Regions from separate parts of the Mus musculus genome. Here all the other regions are linked to region 1. The links are chromatin loops, found by intact Hi-C in ENCODE. Cell type or tissue: gastrocnemius. All regions are shown on one strand. Links, peaks and the distances in the headings refer to the core of each region. The heading gives the core; the rest is flanking DNA.

What was found. Peaks named below come from ENCODE experiments on the same cell type or tissue, not always from the same donor. Only the 100,000 strongest peaks of a DNase experiment are listed, where the experiment ranks them.
Region 2: it touches region 1 in a loop (5-fold over the local background); 39 of 42 quality-filtered maps call a loop at or near these places.
Region 3: it touches region 1 in a loop (2.3-fold over the local background); 13 of 42 quality-filtered maps call a loop at or near these places.

The regions. Positions count from the first base shown.
Region 1 is chr11:101,810,572-101,818,288 of GRCm38, forward strand. No RefSeq gene overlaps it. Among named protein-coding and RNA genes, the nearest start is that of Gm39392, 29 kb to the left of the region's middle. In gastrocnemius, for the core only: a CTCF peak has its summit at 4,418 (motif pointing left); a DNase peak (open chromatin) is centred at 4,404; H3K4me3 peaks cover 707 bases; H3K27ac peaks cover 1,244 bases.
Region 2 is chr11:101,906,915-101,914,631 of GRCm38, forward strand. No RefSeq gene overlaps it. Among named protein-coding and RNA genes, the nearest start is that of Meox1, 16 kb to the left of the region's middle. In gastrocnemius, for the core only: a CTCF peak has its summit at 3,518 (motif pointing left); a DNase peak (open chromatin) is centred at 3,504.
Region 3 is chr11:101,760,349-101,768,065 of GRCm38, forward strand. Dhx8 (DEAH (Asp-Glu-Ala-His) box polypeptide 8) reads left to right here. Exons shown (of 23, transcript NM_144831.2): 19 at 1,861-1,998; 20 at 3,549-3,677; 21 at 3,797-3,993; 22 at 4,430-4,609; 23 at 6,292-7,010. The coding sequence ends at 6,511. Among named protein-coding and RNA genes, the nearest start is that of Etv4, 21 kb to the right of the region's middle. In gastrocnemius, for the core only: a CTCF peak has its summit at 3,542; no DNase peak of the experiment used is centred there.

The sequences.
Region 1 (7,717 bases), core at 2,968-5,467:
ACCTCTGGTCACGCTGCTGTGTCCTAGGTCAATGTAGACACATTAAAGTATGTCAAAAGCAGCATGCTGATGCACAGTCGGGGCAGCCCTGAGAGGGACAGGCTTTGGACCAAGGGCTGCGGGGAACAAGACCTTGGCTATGCGGTAGCTGCGTTCTAACCCTCTGATGCTTAGTTCTGTTCTTATGTCTCCTGCGAACATTCTTATGGCGTTACAGTCTCCTTTTGGAAGGGATGGCTTCCTAGGGCCATAGTGCTTCTACATCCCTCCCCTCCAATGTCAGTGAACCATGGGGTAGCTGTTGGCAGCTTTCTGGTCTAGTTGAGTCATTTCTAGGGCCCATGGGTGGGTGTTTATTTTGCAAGTGGCCAAAGGATGCATAAGAATGAGAGTCTCATCCTCCATCAGTCGAGTCTCATGTAGCCCAGGCTGGCCTAGAATTTACTGTGTAGTCCAGGATGCTCACCCTGATCATTCTGCATCTGCCTACTAAGTGCTGTGGCAACAGGTATGTGGTACCACACCATGCTTAAGATGAGTTCAGGGAGGTGAAAATCCCAGGTAATATCTCCAAACTAGGGGAAGGTCCTCATTGCAAATCTTCCTTCTCTGGGGTTGGCATTTGCATTACTCGTGGGGCACAAGCCACTACCACCAGGGGAGGGGTCCAATTTAGTGGGTAGGGATGGTCTAGAATAGTCACAGAGGTCAGCCAGAAACAACCTTAAAACTATTTTTAGAGCTGAGTTCAACTTGTTTCTTTGTCAAGAAGGGAAATATTTCCCGAGAACACGAGAATAGAAGGTCACTGTCTTCATTGGCCAGCTCAGGTTGGAGCAGCTTCTGGATGGGGGTGGGGGGGCTTCCCATTTGTATTAGCAGAATGAGTGGACGGACACACAGACAGGGGAGAGGAGCTTTGGGTTCTTGTGACTCATGGTTGAATGCCCTTTAAAGAATCTAGAAGCTTCTTTGGTGTCTTAGAGAACATCGGGGAAGTGTCCAGTGTGCCCCAGGATGACAGGCTCTCGAGAACCCCAGGTTCAGCCTGAGCATCTGTTTCCAGGGGAGTACATGTCTCTCCCCCTCAACGTTCATATGCCTGGCTCATTCTGTGAGGCAAGCCCACAATCCCCAGTAAGACTCCAACCACTTCCCCTCTTTCTTGTCACCTTCAGCCCAGTGACCTCTCTCAACTCCAGAGGTGGGTGGACAGGAGTACTACACAGCCGTGAAAAGTGGACAGGAGTACTACACAGCCGAGAAAAGTGGACAGGAGTACTACACAGCTGAGAAAAGTGCTCATTCCTAGCTGAGCAGCATCAGGAAGGATTTTCCAGTTTCTCAGCAATATCATCCCTGTAGCTACGTGCACCTGGGCAAGCCACTTCACTTTCATGAGCATTCGTTTCCTTTGTAAAATGAAGATCTTTATCGTCTTCTTCACAGGGTTGCTTTAGCGAGTGTAGTACCATAACTGGAAAGCAGTAGGGACTTGGAAGTAGAAAAAAAATCTTAGAGGTGGGGAGATGGCTTACTTGGTAGTGTGCTTGCTATATAAATATGGGGACTTGAGTAAAAAAAAAAAAGCTGGCTGCAGCGGCTGTTTGTACCTTGTCACGGTTTGTATAAGTGGCACTATTAGAAGGTGTGGCCCTGTTGGAATAGGTGTGGCACTGTGGGTGTGGGCTTAAGATCCTCACCCTAGCTGCCTGGAAGCCAGTCTTCTGCTAGCAGCCTTCAGATGAAGACGTGAAACTCTCAGCTCCTCCTGCACCATGCCTGCCTGGATGCTGCCATGCTCCTGCCTTGATGATAATGGACTGAACCTCTGAACCTGTAAGCCGGCTCCAATTAAATGGTGTCCTTTATAAGACTTGGCTTAGACATGGTGTCTCTTCATAGACGTCAATAAAACCCTAACTAAGGCACACCTGTAACCCCAGCAGCGGGGACGGGGAGGAGGGAGGAAGGATCCCTGCCAGCCAGCGCAGCCCAGTCAGTGAGCTCCAAGTTCAGTGAGGGACCCTGTCTCAAAAAAGCCAAGGTGGACACTGGGGAAAGACACAGGACGTTGACCTCTGGCCTCTATACACATGGGCACATGGGCACCACAAAAGGGGGATAGGATTTTTAGAATCACATTTGCTTGTTGGTTTATTTGTGTATGTGTGTGAAAGTGGGTGTGGGTTTGGATGCATGTGTCATAGCATTCATGCGGAGGTCAGAAGACAGCTTGTGAGAGTCGGCTCTCTCCTACCACGTAGCTTCCTCAGCCAGAACTTAGGTTCTTCATGCATGCTCAGCTCTAAGTGCCTTTACTCACTGAGTCATCTCACCAGCCCAAGATATAATATTTTATTTGCAAAAATAGACACCCTGTGCTGTAAACTGTTAACACTTTCTTTGGGAAGTGGTGGTGTTGAATCCAGGGTCCAGAGCCTCAAACATACCGAGGTCCCCACTCTTCCACTGAGCTACAACACCAGTCAGAGAGCGGTTTAAAACAAAACCAAAAGAAAGCAAAAACAGGGCTGCAGAGATGGCTCAGTGATGGGTGTATACTACTCTTGCAGAGCAGTTTTTAGACTCTGCCTACAGGATTTGGATAGAATTCCTAGGCCGTCTCTCTCCTTCCCACTGGGAGGCTCATAGCTACCCGTCTCCAGCTCCAGGGCATCTGATGGCTCTAGCCTCTACAGGCACCTGCATGTATGTGCACATACCCACACGCAAACATATATAATTAAGATAAGATAAAAATTTAATAATGTAATTAACAACAATAAAAACCTAGAGTCACTTAGCTGGTGGAGGAGAAGTGAACGCCCACTCGACCCAGAAGTCTCCCCTGTAGTGGAGTGTTGCCGCCACCAGGTGGCAGTGTTGGCAAGCACACTGCTTCTCTAGCAGCTGCCAGGCCGGAATAGGAAGAGTTTTATTCCAGTTTCAACTTTTATTTAGAATGGAGATACCTTAATAGACCATCTAATCCCACGTGTCTTCACCTCAGAAGATGGGCAGCCAGAGATGGGGAAGATCTCTGCCCAAGATCACAGCGTGTTGATAGCAGAGCTCTCTACCTTAACATCCCTAACCTCAGGCACTCAAGGAACGGTTTCCATATCAGCTCTGTCTCTCTGTCTCTCTGTCTCTCTGTCTCTCTGTCTCTCTGTCTCTCAGTCTCTCTCTCCCCCCTGTGTCTCATGCATCCTCCGGCCTCCACCTCCAAATTTGAGAATTACAGGAAAGCACTGCTATGCTTTCGCAGTGCTGGGGTACAAAGCCAGGGCTTCCTTCAGGCTAGTAAGCACTCTGCCAACTGAGCTATGCCCCCAGCCCTTTCTTTTCCTGCTTTTTATGGGACGGGCTTTCACTATTTAGACTGGAATTCACTGTATAGACCAGGTGGCCTCAAATTCACAGCAATCCTCCTGCCTCAGGCTTCATAGTGCTTGTGGAACATGTGAGCTACTACTTCAGGCTGGTGTTTTAAGACAAGAGTCTGCTATTCTTTTGTAGGATGGATGACAAGGGCCTCTATCACACAGTACTTGTGTAGAAGGTTCTTGGGCCTGTTCTTGGGCTCATTCGGTAAGGGTGCTTGCTGCCAAGCCTGACACCCGAGTTTGATCCCAGGGACCCACATAATGGAAGCAGAGAATTGGCTTCCGCAAGCTGTCCTGTGACCTCTTCAACTTCATTGGGATATGCGCCCTCCATCCACAGAATAAATTAAAATGTAATTTAAAAAAGAAGGCTCTGCGTGCAGCTTGGCGCCCTAACTTTTAATCCCAACAGGGTCATAATGTGTAGGCGATTATACCTAGTTCAGCGGGGACCACTGGGATCTAGAGGGAAGCACTTCACCTTGGGTTACACAGTATTTGCTGAGTCTGAGCGTTTTGCTCTTTGGGAGCTGGTGGGGTTGGGTAGGAGAAGACTGATGTGACCCACCTCCGTGGTTTGTAACCTCTGAAGGGTCCTTTGTCCTGCACGGGAGAGTAGTGCGGAACAGCAAGCTCTGCGCAGACTCCGAGCCTCCTCACCCGCTCCCCCCTACAGCAGCTCCCCATGAGTTCCTTTCCAGAGCACTCACTGAGTAGGTTGCTAGTGGAAATGTGGTTTTCAAATTTGGGAAATCTCCATTAAGTCCTTTTATTTAAGGAGGATGTCATTATCACGCCTCCCCGAGGACTATTACGGTTCTATTAGGCAAGGCCGCAGACTTCCTAGGTACTGTCTGGGGTCTGATTCCTGGGCAGGAAAATACGAGACAGGAAGAAGGGGGGCAGGGAGCTGGAGAGAGAAAACGGGATGCGGAGCGGGCAGGAGGGAGGAGAGGAGAGGGGTGAAGAATCAGAGACTGCAAGAGGGAGCCTGGAAGGCGAGAAGTAGAGCGCGCCCCCTAGTGGTGGAGGGAGCGCGGGGAATCCCGGGGCCAAGTGGCCATCTATCTGCTCCTCTTAAAGGCTCAAGATGAAACTGGAGAAATCTACCTGGATTCTGCCCTCTGCACAGTCAGGGAGGGGCTGCAGGGGAGTCCCCGTGCCCTCCAACTGCTGCCCACCGTCGGAGTCTTGGTTCAGATCTTGGAGGAGCCTTTAGGATGGATGGCCACCGACCAAGAAAGTGTTAACTAAGGAAGGCAGTTCTGCAAACCAGGCCGGGGCTCAGGGGCACTGGCCTTCCTGGCCGCTCTGAGACATCCTTTGCTCTTCTGGAGCTTCTGCGTGAGCTCCGGGGAGGCTTGGCACTAGCCTCTGCTCTGTGCTGTGCCCTTGGCACCTGGTAGGTGCTCAGGCCATGTTTGTGTTCCGACTGAGAGAGGTGGGGAAATGGTCCCTCTGACTCTTCTTGTCTCCTATACTCAGAGCTAAGTCATATGGTTTGAGTTGCTCTTAGCAAAGCTTGCTGACCCTCGATGTCTTCCGATTATCCTACTGAGGACTCCATCACCAGCCCACCCCACCCACCTCCTGGGTAGAGTTTAGGGAGGGTCAGGAACCGCATGGCAAGCAGCTGACACTCGTTTGACTAAATGGGAAAGAGGAAAATATATTTCCCCCTAGGGACCCGTGAGTTAGGGGTTACCAGCTCGGGCTGGAAGCATTCACCTCCAAGCAGGAAGAAGCATACTCTGGGCGAACATCCGGGCTGGACAATCCCCTGTTTGTGGGTCCCCAGGGTCTGGGCAACCTCATTCCACGATCCCCTGTCTGTTCAGAGCTGCCTTGGATCCTGAGCCTGAGGCGAGGACCCCCAACCCCACCCCACCCCCCCTTCGCACTCTCCTTGCCCTGTGAGAGCTAGCCTGGTGCCCCTGGGGTGCCCCTGCCTTGGAGCTCCTGTGCAGAAGTGATTAATGAGGCAGGATAAAACCTTTCTTCCCCAGCTGTGTCAACAAGCCCCTGTGGCCTTTCAGGCTTCGGGGATGGGGAAGCAGCCCGTTCCCTAGGTCTGTTCTCCCTTTACCCTGGGCTCCCTGTGATAGTTATGATTTTATGATGCCCACGACACTTGATGTTTGCTGACAGCGCTGAGAGGGGAGGAAGTGAAGTCCCTTTTTTTTTTTTTTTTTTTTTTTTTGCCTCTTCTCCTCTTAACTTCGTAAGCCACAGGATGACAAGGGACAATTGGTGCCCCGTGCCACCTTCTCTGTGAAGCTTTCCCGAGGGCACCTGGAAGGCTTTGTCCATTCACTCCCTCCTCTTGCAGGTCCTGCCAGCTGCGGGCATGTGGAAAGAGGCCGTCTACTCTGCTCACTGTCCCTTAACAGAGGGGGCTATGTGTTCTGAATCTTTCACTGTGTGTGTGTGTGTGTGTTGTGTGGCTGCTACTGAATTTAGGACCTCGTACAAGTTAGGCACATGCTCTGTTGAGCTCCTTCCAAGCCCCCCTCTTTTTAATTAATTATTTATTTATTTTATGCATATGAGTACTGCTGCTGTCTTCAGACACACCAGAAAAGGACATCGGATCCCACTACAGATGGTTGTGAGCCACCATGTGGTTGCTGGGAATTGAACTTAGGATCTCAGGAAGAGCAGTCAGTGCTCTTAACTGCTAAGCCATCTCTTGAGCCCCTTCTAAATCTCTTTTAAGCAGAAATCTTTCCCATGCCCCAGTCTTAGAATGGCCTAGCTCGCTGCTTTGCCCACTGTTACAAAATGAACAAATGCCCCGTAGACCTGGCATGATCTGTGGTCCACAATGTCTGTAGTTGTGGCTCACAGGTACCTAGGACAATATGCCTCCCCTTCTCTCAGCTGCATCCACCCGAGGCATCTGACAGAGATGCTCATGGACGATGTCCTTGGCTTGAGGGTAGGTTAGGGAGCAGGAAGCCAGAAGCCATTCCATGATATTTATGTGGTCTTATCTGATCTTTCCAGATTGGTTTGGAACTCACTATGTAGTCTAGCCTTGAATTCATATTGATCCTCCTGCCTCAGTTTTCAAGTGCTGGAATTACAGGCACCAGCTGCCACGTATGGCCATATTTAAAAATAAACTCCTTAGCGTTACAGGAAAGCTGCATTTAGACTTTTTACTCAGCTCCTCCACACCCTAACCCATCAACCAGGTACTTTGGGCAAAACTGAGAACCTTAGTTCGATAATAGATCCTGGTGGTCAGCGGTGGGGCACCCACTGCCCCACAGTCAGCTTTATCTGTCAACATGACAGAGCCTAGGATGACCTGGGAAGGGAGCCTCAGTGTGTGTGTGTGGGGGCTGTCTAGATTAAGTGGGCTTTGAGCATGTCTTTAAAAAAAAAAAAAACCCTGGGTTAACTGTTGTAGGAAGACCCAGCCTGAATGTAGTGCACCATTGATTCTCAGGGTTCGGGTTGGGATGATAGGCAGGGAAGTGGGCTGAGCACGAGGAGCAAGCATGCACTAATTCATTCTCTCTGCTTGTCTTAGTTAGGGTTTTACTGCTTGAACAGACACCATGGCCAAGGCAACTCTTATAAAGACAACATTTTCCTTTTTTCTTTTTAAATACTTACTTTATGAATACCCAAGATACAATTTGCAAAACACAAGAAAATCAAGAAGGAAGACCAACGTGTGGATACTTCATTCCTCCTTAGAATTGGGAACAAAACACCCATGGAAGAAATTACAGAGACAAAGTTTGGAGCTAAGACGAAAGGATGAACCATATATAAACTACCACACTCAGGGATCCATCCCATAATCAGCCACCAAACACAGACACTATTGCATACGCCAGCAAGATTTTGCTGAAGGGACCCTGATATAGCTGTCTCCTGTGAAGCTTTGCCAGTGCCTGGCAAATACAGAAGTGGATGCTCACAGTCATCTATAGGATAGAATGCAGGGCCCCCAAAGGAGGAGCTAGAGAAAGTACCCAAGGAGCTGAAGGGGTTTGCAACCCTATAGGTGGAACAACAATATGAACTAACCAGTACCCCCAGAGCTCGTGTCTTTAGCTGCATATGTAGCAGAAGATGGCCTAGTCGGCCATCATTGGGAAGAGAGGCTCCTAGGTCTTGCAAACTTTATATGCCCCAGTACAGGGGAATGCCAGGGCCAAGAAGTGGGAGTGGGTGGGTAGGGGAGCAGGGCGGGGGTGGGGGAGGGTATAGGGATCTTTCAGGATAGCATTTAAAATGTAAATAAAGAAAATATCTAATAAAATAAAAAAATACTTATAGCTCTATCTATATGTACCTATAAGCCAGAAGAG
Region 2 (7,717 bases), core at 2,364-4,863, 96 kb after region 1:
GAAGTGGTTAAATTGTGACTTGCCAGTCGGGAGATGGGCCTCCCCGCACACCCGCACACCCGAGAGGGATTATCTAGATTAAGGTTAGCTCCTGAGAGTGTGTGAAGGATTGCCTTAGTTAGGGAAATTGATGTGGGAGGATCCACCCTATCTGTGGGCACTATTCTGTGGGTGGGAGTCCTGGCCGTCCCAGAACACTAGGACCATTCATCACTGAATGGCTGGCGTATGACCAGCTGCTTCTGCCTCGCACTGCCTTAACTTCCCCATCAGGGGTTGTGTCTTGAGTTGTCAGATGAATTAAACTCTTTCTCTTTTCTTAACTCTAGCCTCGGTGTTTTATCAGAGCAACAGGAAAGTAAGAATACAGAAACACAGAACCAGGTACCAGCAGCTTCTTCCCCAAGCCCCAGACCTCCTAGAAGGGGTGGGGGCAGGGCTGCAGGCGGGGCTCCTCTGAGGAACCATCTGTAACAGAGTGACTTTGAGGGCACATTCTCAGGTCTGTGCTGGGGTCCTCAGGACCCTCATACCCCACTTTAAGCCAACTTTCCTGGTGAGTCCTTCGGGCTCCCCTCTCTTAGGCCAGCTCCCTTTTGCAAACATTTTTACTGTTTGTCAGTAATGCAAACTATGAAATACAGCCTGGCCCACGGATGACCAGGACATCTGATTTCTTATAGACTTGGGTTCAAATCCTCACTGAGCCAGTTCCCACTTGGTAACCTTGAGAGAGTTTCTAAACGTCTTTGATCTGAGCCGTCAGGCAGATGATACTGGTACACACATGGGGGCGGGGCTCTCAGTGAGGTGTCACTGTGGGCATGGTAGAATAATAGCTCATTGGCAGCCCTGAAGTTCACAGTCCGAACAGAGGAAAATGAGGGGCATCCTCTGTGGGCTGACACTCCAGGTTGCTTCTGAGACTAGGTGAGGGAAAGGGACAGGAGGTAGGACAGGCCACCCGAGGTTCTCCCAGTGTGACTCTGGAATAGTCACGGTGTAGGATCTGCTTCGGAAGCCCAGCCAGCTCTGCAGGAAGACAACAAGGTGTGGGTGGGCGGGGCTGTTGTTCAGGGGGGACCCAGTTCTCTTCTAGGCTGGCCTGCTCAGGCCTTGAAATGAACTGGAAGGCAAGACTTGGGAGTGCCCTAGGGGGAGGGAAGTATATGAGCAGTGTGTGTGTGTGTGTGTGTGTGTGTGTGTGTGTTTGTGTGAATGTGTATGTATATGTGTGGATATGTGTCATATATGTGTATGTGTGTATATATGTGTATGTGTGTATATGTGGGTATATGTCTGTGTGTGTATGCATGTGTTTGTGTGTATGTGTATGTATGTGTGTATATATGTGATATGTATATATATGTATGTGTGCATATATGTGTATATGTCTGTGTGTATACGTGTGTATGTCTCTGTATGTATGTATATCTGTGTGTTTGTATGTGTGTATGTATGTGTCTGTGTGTATGTATGTATATGTATGTATGTCTCTGTGTGTGTATATGTATGTGTGCATGTGTGTTTGTATGTGTGTATGTGTGCATGTCTGTATGTTTGTATGTGTGTATGCATGTATGTCTGTATGTGTATGTATGTATGTCTGTATGTGTATGCATGTATGTCTGTCTGTCTGTGTGTATGTGTGTATATGTGTTTTGTGTGTGTCTGTGTAAGGAAAAGCTGAGAGCATAGAAAGGACCACCAAGAGGCAGGTGACAGAATGCTAGTTCTGGGGTCCCACAGGGACTTTGGGAAGAAGGGTGACAGCACCTACATTGGGACCTGGGCTGTCACAGTGAGGGCTGGGGAGGACCAGCCTTGGAGGGGGAGGCAGGAGGAAGGCATTAGAGAGAAGTTCCCTGAGCTGGGCTTCAGTCCTGGGAGGGGAGCGAACTGGATAGAGGGAGCAAGGTCCTCAGCAGAGTCCCGGGACAGGCACGTCCTTATAAAGCCCCCTGGGGAATCTGGCTGCAGCCATGATGGGTTCAGTAGGTCTCTGTGAGTCACTGTCACAGGGCCCTGTAGGTCTAGCGTCTCATAAATCCAAGCAGAAGGGCACACTCTCATCTGGGCCAGCAGCCCGGGTGGCTCAGTGTTGTCACTGCAGGGATCACTGAATCAGAACGGTCAATCCCAGGGCAGAAGGAAGAGCTGGAGGCAGAGAGACCCCCTCTCTCCTCCCCTGAGGAAAGCTGTCTTGACTGGTGGGTCTCCAGGCCATGGCCTTTAATACATCTTACTGTTTTTCCTCTTTGTTCCTCTGTCTTTCTGTCTTTGTCTCTGTCTCTCTGCTGTCTCTGTCTGTCTGTCTGTCTGTCTACCCGTCTCTCTCTCTCTCTCTCTGTCTCTCTCTGTCTCTCTCTCTCTCTCTCTCTCTCTCTCACACACACACACACACACACACACACACACACACACACACACACACACACTTCTGTCTTCCCTCCCTCCTTTGCCTTCTTTAATTTGAACTCACTGTGTAGCCCAGGCTGGCCTTGAACTGGTAGGAATCCTCCTGCCTCAGCTTCTGGAGAATTGAGGTAACAGGTGAGCCACCTTTCTTTCTTGACACTCTGTGAGAAGCATCAAGATCTGGCTCAGCCCCTCACTGGCTTCGTCAAGCCCCATGTCACCTGAGGGTCCCAAAGTCCTGGAAACCCCCAAACGGAGCCTAGCTATCACCACACCAGTGACCTGAGGAACTATATAGACGCCAACAGCAACAATCACTATAGAAGTTCTAGGTACGGAGTCGTTAGAGTCATCTTGCTCCTGCTTTCCAGGGGTGGCCAAGATAGCCTGGTGCCACCTTGGAGGTGCGGAGGTAATCTGTCGGTTTAGTGGGGACACCTGGTCTTCCCTCTACTAAAGGAGACCACTGTAGCAGTCACTTCTGAGTCCCAAGCTTCTTCAAAGTCCATCGAGGTCCTAAGGTGTCAGTGAAGCTGGTCACTGCTTCCTGTCTGGTCACCTGCCTCTGAATTGTGGCTTTGGCAGTGGAGAGAATGGATTACCATTCAGCACAGGAGAAGAAAGCCTGTGGGCAGTATGGTCTCCTTAGGGTTTTTGTTGTTGTTTTAAATTTTTAAATTTTTTTTATTTTTATTTTTATTTTTTTTTTAGCTTTTTGGAAAAGCCCCTGCCTCTTGATGAACCCTGGGGCCACTATTCTTGTGGTTTTCCAGTTGTGGAAACCAAGGCATCCAAGCTTTGATATTCCTGCGTAGAACTGGGACTAGAACCCTGTAGCTGAGAGAGTCACCCCCTCTTTCTAGGAGCTAGCAGCCAAGGGGACGAGGGCAGCCCTGACTGTGCAGGCCAAGTCCAGTTTCCAGATACAAAAGGAACCAACGCCTGGGTAGAGTTTTGCCCCGAATGCCCACAGGCTTTGGAATTGGTAAGAAGTAAGCGGTGCTCACCAGGAGCTCAGCTTTCACCTGGCTGTTTTGGGTCATGTTGAGCGGCTTCCTGCTGGAAACTCTGTGGGTCACTGGTGCCCCCTGCTGTTCAATATTAGTATGACATCCTCGCCGGGCCTCAGCTACTATCCCGGCTACGCACAACCACTCCAGCTATTTCAGCTCCTGCGGACCCACACCCACGGGAGTGAGAAACTACGGGGAAACTCGAAGGGCTGCTTTGTCATTAAGAGCACGACCTTGGGAGAGTGTTAATAGGATTTAGGAGATAAACAGGTCGAAGCTCTACCTTTGCGGTGAGTTGAATAATGTGTACTAAGAGACATGTGACCCCACCCCATCCCAAACCTTATGTTGTCCTGCTTCCGCTGCTGCTGATTTGAGCTCAGCTTGTATCAGACCAGCAGGGTGTGTCAGGAAGAAAGAGAAAGAATGACCAGGCTGCTCTGAGCTGGGCCCTGGGGGAGAGAATGCGGCCGGGGCGTGTGTGAGGTTCCGGATTCAGGGATCAGGTCTGGGAACCTACCTACCCCAGGAAGGGCAGTCGAGTGGACAAGAAAGAGACACCCACAAGCCCTGACTCAGCTAGATCAAGGTCTGAGCTGGAGGCACATTGTTTTGATCAGCAGGTTGGACTCCAGAATGGGGACATCTGCTTTCACCAGGTGTCTAACTTTTCCTGGGATGCCCAGGAGGCGTGAGAAAGAGGCCCCACACTTGTATTTGGAGGAGAGCTCAAAGGACACACAGGCTAGGGACAGTTCTTTCTGGGACCTCTGGAGAGTTTTATACAGGGACTGAATCCCTTGGGACCACCTTCATCCATATGCTGAGCAAGGGTGCTCTCCCCATCCAGGCCATAGGAATGAAGGGAGAAGCTGGATGAGGAGCTAGGAAAGGGAGGAGGAAGAGGTGGAGGAGGAAGAGGATGGAGGGGAAGAGGAGGAGGGAGGGAGGAGGGAGAGGAGGAGGAGAAAGAGGAGGAGGAGGAGAGAGAGGAGCAGGAGGAGGAGGGAGCGGAGGAAGGAGAGGAGGAGGAGGAGGGAGGGGAGGAGGGAGGGGAGGAGGGAGGGGAGGAGGGAGAGGAGGGGGGGAACTTTACAGTTCTGTGTAGGTGGGTAGACATCCACACCAGAGCTGACTTCATGCCAGTCCTCTGCATCCTGATGCCCCTCTAGCCCATGAAAGTTTCTTACAAGAAGACAGTGGCCATTCGGTGGTAGAAGATCCCGCATGGAAAACACGCCATGGGCTTGTCCTGAGTGTTAACATGATTTAGGAGATACACAGGTCAGCCCCTCATGACTGAGAGCCATCCTGGAGTGAATCTCAGTGGCCATTTCCAGGCAAAAGCACCCGATGAGATGAAATAGCTCAATTGCTGACCATTAAGTCATGAAGGCCATGGCCGTTGTAAATCTCCAACTCAGCACAGCTTTGGCCTGCAAGGAGTGCTCGGCACTGCCAGGACCAGCCACCTCTGTGGGAAGAGCATCTACATGTTCATGCACGCACACACACATGCAATGCACGCACACACACATGCACACAATGCAAACATGTCTCCCTGGCAAGGTGGCTTGGGGTGAGGTGAAATTATCATAGAATTCATGTGCCCTCACATCCTGTCTTGCAAACTATGGCTCCAATTAGGTCTCCTCTTCCTGAAATGCCTTTCTCAGATGGTCTCCCTGGCCGATCCCACCCAACAGCCTCCTCCCTAGGGGTCACCCACACTCTCCAGCACAGCCCTTCTCCTGCCACCTGCAATGACCACACATTGGTACCATCTGGCCAGGAGGCTCCATGACTTAGATGGGAGCCATCTCTAAGAATCAGGACACAGCTGCTTGCTTTGTGTGTGAGGACATTTGAGTCAAAGACAGGAGTAGAGAAATTAGTCATTGGGACAATTTCAGCCTGAGGGATACGGGACTGGGGGGGATCAGGAACTCTTGGAGTTGAGTTTCTCTCCTGGGCCATTTAAGAAGAACCCAGCTGTCCCTCTAGGACACTGGACCTGCAATTCCACCCACAACCACTAGGTGTGTGGTACATGGCTGTCAGGGCACTGTGATAGGAGCCCCTGCAAGGGGATGCCTGAGGTTTCTCAGCATTCAGCCCTCTTCCAGTGCCAGGCCAGTCAGGTCATACTTTGGGAATATTCCTGTGTAGATTTTTCTATTCACAATGAGACCTTTGGGACGTCTGTGGTGACATTGTGACTGAGATGTGACTGAGAGGTAATGCCCTAGACAGATTCTTGGAAACAACCATGAGCCCTGGAAGGTGGCAGCTGCTTCTTCCCATTTCACAGACTTGCAAACTGAGCCTTAGAGAGCCCTTCCCAAAATCCTAGAGCCAACAGAGGCAGCCCAGGCCCAGGTCTTTAGGCCTTAGGAATGGGCCTTTCTCAGATTCCATAGCAGGGGGTGGGGGGTGGGGCTCAGTTCTCAGTTCTCCCCTGCCCCAGGAATTTGAGAGAAAACAAAACCTGGATCTTAAATTTTCTTTCCAGAAAAAGTTAGGGTGCGTACGTGGGCTGGGGTCCACCCAGCGGTGTGATTAAGCCACGGGTGATAGTGTTCCCAAGGATAAGAAATTCTCCCTCTTGTTCCTTCACTTGGGCCCACAGAGCTCAGAGTTGAGTGGATCCCTCCACCTCGCCCAGCCCCTGCCCCCTCCCAACTGCCACAGGCAGGTGACACCTGTATTATTGCTAAGGGTTAAAAAGCCTCCAAATCAATAAAACCCGTTAATGAGTGTTGGTACCTCGAAGGCTACAGATAAATCCCCTCTATCCTGAGAGTTCAGTCCCATAAAACAGGGCTCCCCTCTCCATCCCAGCATCCATCTGACAGAAAATGTGAAGAAATTTTTAAAAGGTGACTTACTAATTGCCTGTAAAATAAAAGGCAGATGGAAGCTTTATTACAGTCGAAGGAAGTCAGGAATATTAAGGTAAAATGTCAAATAACAATTGATTTTCCTTAGACATAAAGGGACGATTTATGGCTTCCTAGTTAGTACAAATGAGAAATTATTTGAAGTTCTAAAAAGTATGAGGAGAAATAAAGATTAAATAGAAGATGAAATCATAGAGTTTTTTTTTTTTTTCTGGGAGGTGACTTCAGTGTCCCCAGAGACTAGAATTCATGTGACTGAGGGGTGGGGGAGGTTGTGGGGAGAGGTAAGTTAAGACAGATGGGGCTTGGCTTGGCCAGTCAAAATTCACCCTGGGGTATCCAAGGATTCTGAGGTCCGCTTTGTTTTAGAATTAGGAAAAGGGAGTTGGGAGGGATAAGATGATAGTTAAGAAATTTTAGGACTAGAGATGGCCATACAGATTACTTCCCACAGCAAGCAGATATTGGGGACCTATGTACAGGAAGAAGGATTTGGCTTCTCTGAAGCTGTGGTAGCGCCATCTCCTGGGCTGCCATCTTGCTCCCTTAGACAGCAACGGTCTTGCACCCTCAGCGCTGCCTAAGGTCCGGTGATAGCTTTGCCTAATCTGTACCCTAGGCCCCCAAAATCCAGCCTGAGAAAGGAACCAAGGGGATGTTGTCGGCTGAATGGATTCTTGTCACTCCAGAAGAAGTGCGAGGAAGTAGAAGGCAGGAAGAGAGAGGTGGGTGACCCTTGCGAGGGACAGGATCTCAGGACCCAGTGTGGAGTCCACACTCCAGAGTGATCACACCCAAAAGTCATTGATAGCGGCTGCTGGGGGCGGGGGAAGGTAAAGTCTCTGACACTTTCAGGGGCCCACAATGGATCAAAACTGAGTCCCAGGAGGGACTCTAAGATGGTGGAGCCTTGAGTGATGTGGATAAGACACACAGCACATACCTGTGTGGGTGACCTAACATGTACTAACCCACTAGATTTCTCCCATGTGTGTATTAGAGCCTCCCAGTTCACCAAAGAGAAAGACCAAGGTCTGGAAAGTTTGTATAACATCCCCACAGCCAAGAGGATGGGAGAAGTAGGGGGTTAGCCCAGAACAGCCTGACTTCAGGACATAGCCCAGGCTCTCGATAGTCTTCCTATAGTACATGAGTGTAATGTGTATAGATACACGAAAGAGTTTGTGAGACTCCAGGTTCTGGGGCACACTTGAGGAGGTTGATGGGAGAGATGGGTCTAGGAGTTTGTGCTTGGAACTGCCGAGTGGCCTAGGCATGCCCAATGGCCAGACAGACATCAAGAAGCCCTACCCCTTCCTGAGTATTATCACTATCCCCTGGTAGACAGGTAGGGGACTCTAGGCTTCCGTGCTCTGGTCTGGATGA
Region 3 (7,717 bases), core at 2,364-4,863, 51 kb before region 1:
CTCATTATGGATGGTTGTGAGCCACCATGTGGTTGCTGGGATTTGAACTCAGGACCTTTGGAAGAACAGTCAGTGCTCTTTATCCACTGAGCCATCTCACCAGCCCCCTAATGTGTTTTTTAAGATTTCTTTTTTACTATGTGTGTATGTGTGGGTGAGTATGTCACATAGGTTCAGGTGCTCACAGAAGCCAGACGGTCGGATGCCCTGGACCTGGAGATGCAGTTTGTTGTGAGCCATTTGATGTGGGTGCTGGGAACTGACCTCAGGTTCAGTCTCTTCAGCCTCCTCTGGATATTCTTACTTCAGTGCCTAGAGACAGACAGGTTGGGTCATAGGTTTAACTTCTTGGTTTTTGGTTTTTCGAGACAGGGCTTCTCTGTGTAGTCCTGGCTGTCCTGGAACTTACTTTGTAGTCCAGGCTGGCCTCGAACTCAAGAGATCTGCCTGCCTCTGCCTCCCGAGTGCGGGATTAAAGGCGTGCACCACCACGCCCGGCTATGTTTAACTTCTTAAAGCATTCTGATAACTATTTTGCCTGGCTGGCTTGAAACTTACAAAGATTGGCCTTCTTCTGCCTCCTGAGTGTTGGAATTAAAGCCAGAGCCACTGTCCAGGCTACATTTTACTTCCTTTCCTTTCCTTTCCTTTCCTTTCCTTTCCTTTCCTTTCCTTTCCTTTCCTTTCCTTTCCTTTCCTTTCCTTTCTTTCTTTCTCCCCCCCCCAGTATGTTTTACTTTCTAATTTGTCACCAAACTACTTTCCATAGTGACTGTTTCACATTCCTGTAAGAAATGTACAAAGTTTCCTGATTTGTTTTATTTGTTTTTTCTATCTTGCTACAGTAGGTTTGACTTGCATTGTCCTTAGCAGAAGCTTGTGTGTCCTCTTTGGTGAAATATCTACTGAAATGTCTAACTTTGCTCACCACCTCACTTTGTGGACTTACTGCCCTGCTCTGTTTATTTATTTCGAAGGAATGTTTTTGTTTTGTTTATAAATTTGTAACTCTTAGAGCTTGTATCCTTGTATAGAAGTGCAGGTGTCTTAGAAGGCCAGGGCACTGGATTGCCTATAGTGAGAGTTACAGATGGGTGAGCTGCCTGATGATGGCTCTGGGCCCCGAACTCTGGAAGAAGACAAAGTGCCTCTGAGCTGTCTCTCCACCATGGAAGGAATTGGTTTTTAAAGATTTATTGCCGGGCAGTGATGGCGCACACCTTTAATCCCAGCACTTGGGAGGTAGAGGCAGGTGAATTTCTGAGTTCGAGGCCAGCCTGGTCTACAGAGTGAGTTCCAGGACAGCCAGGGCTATACAGAGAAACCCTGACTCGAAAACAAAACAAAACAAAACAAAAAATTATTTATTATGTATACAGTGTTCTTCTGCCTGCATCTATGCCTGTAGGCCATAAGAGGGCAACAGATCTCATTATAGATGCTTATCATGTGGGTGCTGGGATTGAACTCAGGATCCCTAAAAGAGAAGCCAGTGCTCTGAACCTCTGAGCCATTTCTCCAACACAGAAACAATAGTTTTTAAGTTTCCTAAGAGGGTCGGGTAAGTCCTAGGTGCCAGAATGCTTGCTTACCATTGTGAAGCCTTAGGTACCATCTCTAGCACTGCATAACTAGGCATAGTGGTGCATGCCTGTGATTCCAGCACTCAGGAAGTGGACACAGAAAGAAAGTTTCCTGAGAAAATACATGGTTGTTAGTGGTATGAGAATCTTTATGTACTGAGAATCTGGAAGTTACTGCCTCTCTGGGCTTCCTAACTGCATTGAAGAAACAGCAGAGAATGTGACAGGGGACCTGTTTCAACTGTGAGACTCATCTTCCTGTTGCTCTGTTTTCTAGGCCATGGGTATTAATGACCTGCTGTCCTTTGACTTCATGGATGCCCCACCGATGGAAACTCTGATCACGGCCATGGAGCAGCTGTATACACTGGGGGCCCTGGACGACGAGGGCCTGCTCACTCGCCTGGGCCGCAGGGTGAGGGGCAGAGGGAACTTGGGGTGCTTTGGGAGGACGCCCTGACCAGTTTTCCACCTTGTGTTGAGGCCTTGGAGAAGCTTTGAGTAGGATTAAATACTCTTTAGAAGGGCGGTGGAGGGGGAATGGAGAGTGTGAGCCCAGGCTGGCCTGAAACTGTTTATGTAGCCGAGGATGAACTCCTGATCTCTGGCCTCTGTCTACCAAGTGCTGAGATTGCCGGCAGGCACCACCTCACCAGGCCTGGCACCACCTCACCTGGCCTGGCACCACCTCACCAGGCTCGGGATTCTTTTCAGTTTCTTTTTTCTTTTTTTCCTTAAAGATTTATTTGTTTATTTATTTTATGTATATGAGTGCATTGTAGCTGTCTTCGGACACATCAGAAAAGGGCATTGCATCTCATTACAGATGGTTGTGAGCCACCATGTGGTTGCTGGGAATTGAACTCAGGACCTCTGAAGAGCAGTCAGTGCTCTTAACCTCTGAGCCATCTCTCCAGCCCTCTTTTCATTTTCTTTCAAGGAATAGGTAGAGTTTATTTCTACTCAAGGTTTGTTTGTTTATTGTTTAGTATTTTTGTTTTGTTTTTTCTCTGTATAGCCCTTGCTGTCCTGGAAATCATTTTGTAGACCAGTCTGGCCTTGAACTCATAGAGATCTGCCTACCTCTGCCTCCCCGTACTGGGATTAAAGGCATCTGCCACCACTCCTGGGTATTTAAATTTATTTTTTAAAGTGTCTTTTTTTTTTTTTTCAAATTTAATTTATTATTTTTTAATTTTCATTGGTGTTTTGACTACAAGTGTGAGGGGGTTGGATCCCCTGCAACAGGAGTTACAGACAGTTGTGAGCTGTCACATAGGTGCTGGGAATTGAAGCCAGGTCTTCAGGAAATGCAGCCCAGGCTCTTAACCACTGAGCCATCTCTCTAGCCAATTATTGTTGTTGTTGTTGTTGTTGTTGTTCCCCGATTATTGTTATTGTTATTATTAGTGTGTGAGTGCTGGGTGTGGTCAGGTGCCAAGTCTGTGGCGTTGGTTCTCTCTTTCCTCCTTTTCATGCGTTCTTCAGATTGAACTCAGGTCACCAGCTTATGTGGCAGACACTTTTACCTGTCTTACCTGTTTAAGGTTTTGCTTTTTTAACTTCAATTTTATATTATCACTTTAAAATATTTCTTTTTAATAGTAAAGACTATTTGCAGTTAATTTTACTCCAGATATATTACTGAATCTAATCTTCATTCTATTTATGATTATAATTATTATTATTATTATTTTAAAACAAGTTATTCTGTGTGTAGCTGGGATTGGCCTGGAACTAGCTACCTATATAGACTCAAAAACAAATTAAAGGTATTTGCAACATTCACATCAACAGTAGATATGTTCTTAGGCACGAAGGGCTTATTTAACAAAGGAAATATGTGGTAGAGACAGGTGCCCCAAATCATCATGGGGACATTTCCTCATCTATTTTCTACTTCCTAGTCAAGTCCATGCGCATGGTCTGTAGGGAAACAGTTGTAATTTCTTCTTATTCCTGTAGATGGCAGAGTTCCCTCTGGAGCCAATGCTGTGCAAAATGCTCATCATGTCTGTGCATCTGGGCTGCAGCGAAGAGATGCTAACTATCGTGTCCATGCTGTCTGTGCAGAACGTCTTCTACCGACCCAAGGTAAGGTGCTCAACCCCATGTTCTGATGCACTGGTGCAGTGACATCAGCCTGTTCTGTGATGTTTGTCGGGGACAAGGCCTACAGGGAAGGAATGACTCTCTGTCCCACTGCCTGGCAGGATAAACAGGCCCTTGCAGATCAGAAGAAAGCCAAATTCCACCAGACAGAAGGGGACCACCTCACCCTGCTGGCCGTATACAACTCCTGGAAGAACAACAAATTCTCCAACCCGTGGTGCTATGAGAATTTTATTCAGGCTCGTTCCCTACGCCGTGCCCAGGACATTCGGAAGCAGATGTTAGGCATAATGGACAGGTCAGTCAGGAGTGTGGTGATATTAGTGTTTGGGTGGTCATGTCTCCTGGGTCTTCTGTCACTCCGAATGTATTTGCACAGTTCTAGGCACCTGTGTACAGAGAGTGTCCATCTCATTTGGTGTAGGCTGTCTCCTCCCCAGGCAGGAGTGTGGCTAAGCAGCACTTCAGAAACTTCCTAAGAGGAAGATAATTGAATTAGCCAAGAAAAATGCTTTGCTTACAAGCCTCTGGATCATTGGTCTGGGGTTGGGTTCTTGCCTGAGCCAGCGTCTGGTTTCTAGTTCCTTCATACTGCCTGTCATGTCCAGTACTCCTCTGAGCTCTGAGGAAGGTCCTGGTGACTAACTGTGAGCACCCTAAGGTGGAACGTTGAGCAGCTGGCACCCAGCTTACAGAGCAGGCTCATGGCGTCTTTGCTCTTACTATCCTGATAGGCACAAGCTGGACGTGGTCTCCTGTGGCAAATCCACAGTCCGAGTGCAGAAGGCCATCTGCAGTGGGTTCTTCCGGAACGCTGCCAAGAAGGACCCACAGGAAGGCTACCGGACTCTGATAGACCAGCAGGTGGTGTATATCCACCCCTCCAGTGCTCTCTTCAACAGACAGCCCGAATGGTAGGTCACACACACACACACACACACACACACACACACACACAGAGGGGGAGGGAGGGAGGGAGGGAGGGAGGGAGGGAGGGAGGGAGGGAGGGAGAGAGAGAGAGAGAGAGAGAGAGAGAGAGAGCTCATAAGCACTCCTGCCTCTGAGTCTCCAGCACCCCCACTTCTCCTTTTGACTTTGTATTTCTAGAGTAGCAGAAGCCCAAATTAGGTACACTAACAAGCTCCCCATTTTTCTTTAGTATGTATTTGTGTGTATACAGGTGTACATTTGTGCATGTGTGTGGAGGGCAGAGGACAGCCTCAGGAGGCATTCTCCTTTTAAGATCATCTTACCGCCTGGAGCACACAATTAGACTAGATTGGCTGATGAGCCCCAGGCGTCCTCTGTCTCTGCCTCCTCAGCACTGAGATCACAAATGCACATCACCATGCCCAGCATTCTGTTGGTGCTGAGGGTTGAGCTATTATTGCAAGGCAAGCATTTTATCTACTGAGTTGCCTTTCCAGCCCATAAACAGCCTTTTTTTAGTTTTTTTTTTTTTTTTTCTCTTTTTTCTTTTTTGTTTTTTTTTTTTTTTTGAGACATGGTTTCTCTGTGTCTGTCCTGGAACTCACTCTGTAGACCAGGCTAGCCTTGAACTCAAAAATCCGCCTGCCTCTGCCTCCCGAGTGCTGACTGGGATTAAAGGCGTGCACCACCACTGCTCAGCATAAACAGCCCTTTTAAGAGAAGTAAAATTATAGGGGTGAAAGCAGGGAAAGAGCTTAGAAATCATCTAATGAGATGGTCTTAAAATGGTTTTGTGGGCTTTTTGTTTTGTTTTGTCTGTTTGTTTCTAGATAGGGTCTCACTGTGTATCTCTGGTTGGTCTAGAACTCACTAGGTAGACCAGGGTGGCCTCAAACTCAGAGAGATCTTCTTGCCTCTGCCTCCCAATTTCTTGGGTTTAAAGGCATGCACCTCTACACCCAGCGATGTCTCACACTTGTAATCCCAGCTCTCAGGAGGCTAAAGAAGGAGATTGCCCTGAGTTTGAGACCAATCTAGATTATACACATGGAAACCCAGTCTCGAGCAAACAAAAACAGGCATGAGATGGCTCAGCAAGAAGGGTGCTTGCTAGACGACCCCAGGACCCACAGAAAGGTGGAAGAAGAGAACTGACTCCACAGAGCTGTCCTCTGATCTCCACTTGTATGTGCATGTTCTCTCTCTCTCTCTCTCACATACACACACACACACACATACACACCAGCATGTGCCACTATACCTGGTGCTACCACTGCCTTGCCCACTTGGTCCTCAGCATTCCTTTGCGATAATCTCTGTGGCCTCTCTATAGAACTTGGAATTCTATGGGAGCTATCTGGGAGAGAAAGCTCCGTTTTATTTCACAGAACAAGAAACTGGAATCTAGAGAAGGGATGGGGCTGTTTTCACTGTTACTCAATTGGTTCATGCCAGAGTCGGGACTAGAGCTGGCTCTCTGCAAGCAGGCTTGTTTTGGAAGGGTGTAGGCTTGCAGCATGAGGTGTGGCTTCGGTAGTCTCCTGAGGGATCAAGCAGGAGAAATGAAAGAACAAAATGTCAGCTCAGTTGTGGTCGCCCAGTGGACCAAACTGGCTGTGGAGTGTGGGGTCTAATCTAAGGCCTGAGTCCTGTCTGTCTCCCACAGGGTGGTATACCACGAACTTGTGCTGACCACAAAGGAATACATGCGTGAGGTCACCACCATCGACCCCCGGTGGCTTGTGGAGTTTGCTCCGGCTTTCTTCAAAGTTTCTGACCCAACCAAGCTAAGCAAGCAGAAGAAACAGCAGCGCCTGGAGCCTCTGTACAATCGGTATGAGGAGCCGAACGCCTGGAGAATCTCCCGAGCCTTCCGCCGGCGCTGAAAGACAGCTGACTACTTGCCTCTCCTGTATCATGGCTTCCTGTGACTGATGACAAGCTAGTCCTGTGGTGACTGATCTTAAACTGAGCATTTTCGAAGCCTGACTCTCTTCATAGTGTAAGATAGAAACATTTAAGCAGGGCTTTGGCCAGAGCCTTTAATCCTAGCGCTTGGGATGCAGAGGCCGGAAGATCTCTGAGTTCAAGGGCAGCCTGGTCTACAGAGCGAGTTCCAGGACAGCCAGGGCCACACAGAGAAACCCTGTCTTGAAAAAAGCCACACACACAAAAGAACAATCAGATAAGGTGTGCATCCTGGGAAAGGCAAGGGACATGAGTAACTGATGCATGGCAGACCCACAAGGGCCTGATACCCCAGCTCTGCTTGCTGAAGGAATGAACCATGACACTCGTGTTCCATGTCAGCCCCACTCTCTACCCACTCCCCAGCCTCTGTACTCAGATTTCTACCTCCTGGAAATATTTATTTTTTTAAGGAAACAATGGTTTATTATGACTTTGTCTTGTTGGGCAGGGCTAGCTGTAAGGTCAGGCTCTCGGCCTGAGTTCAGTGTGGTACACATGGCAAGGTCTCTGACACCAGATCCCAGGCCTCTCTGGGTCCAGACATGATGATGCATGGACCAAACTTCCAGTCTGTCTTTCAGCATCACTAGAGCTAGCTCAGCCTTGGCAGCACATGGCCCCAGATTAACCGAGTCTGTGCCAGAGTGCTTCAGTCTGGCTCCTGGCGGTTACAGAAGCCGCATTGGATCACAAAGCTCTCCTTGATCCTTTGTCTCCTTCCTGCCACTGTTAGAGTGGTGTGTTCCATTTCCTTTAAAACATAGCAAATAACGACACAATGACAGCGTTCCCTCTCTGTCAGCAGAAAGCCAGCCCGCCTCTCATCTACTGCGAGCTTAGGGGACTTTGCTGTGGGGAGTGACCCATACCCTCACTCCTGTTAGTTGTTTTCCTAGTTCCCCTTCTGAGAACTATGGAGGGTCTGTGCTGATGGGAGGGAGACCCATCATCCTGCCAAGCCAGACTGGAGCTCGCTGAGGAGCCCATGGGATCCCTCCTTCAGCCCCACGTTAGTAACTCCTAACTGTAAGTTAAGTGCTGAATCGTAGGCCAGATGCCTAAAGAAAAGGATACGGCCTTTCCTGCCCTTCTCCCTCTTCATTGGAGGAGGGATGCGTGTC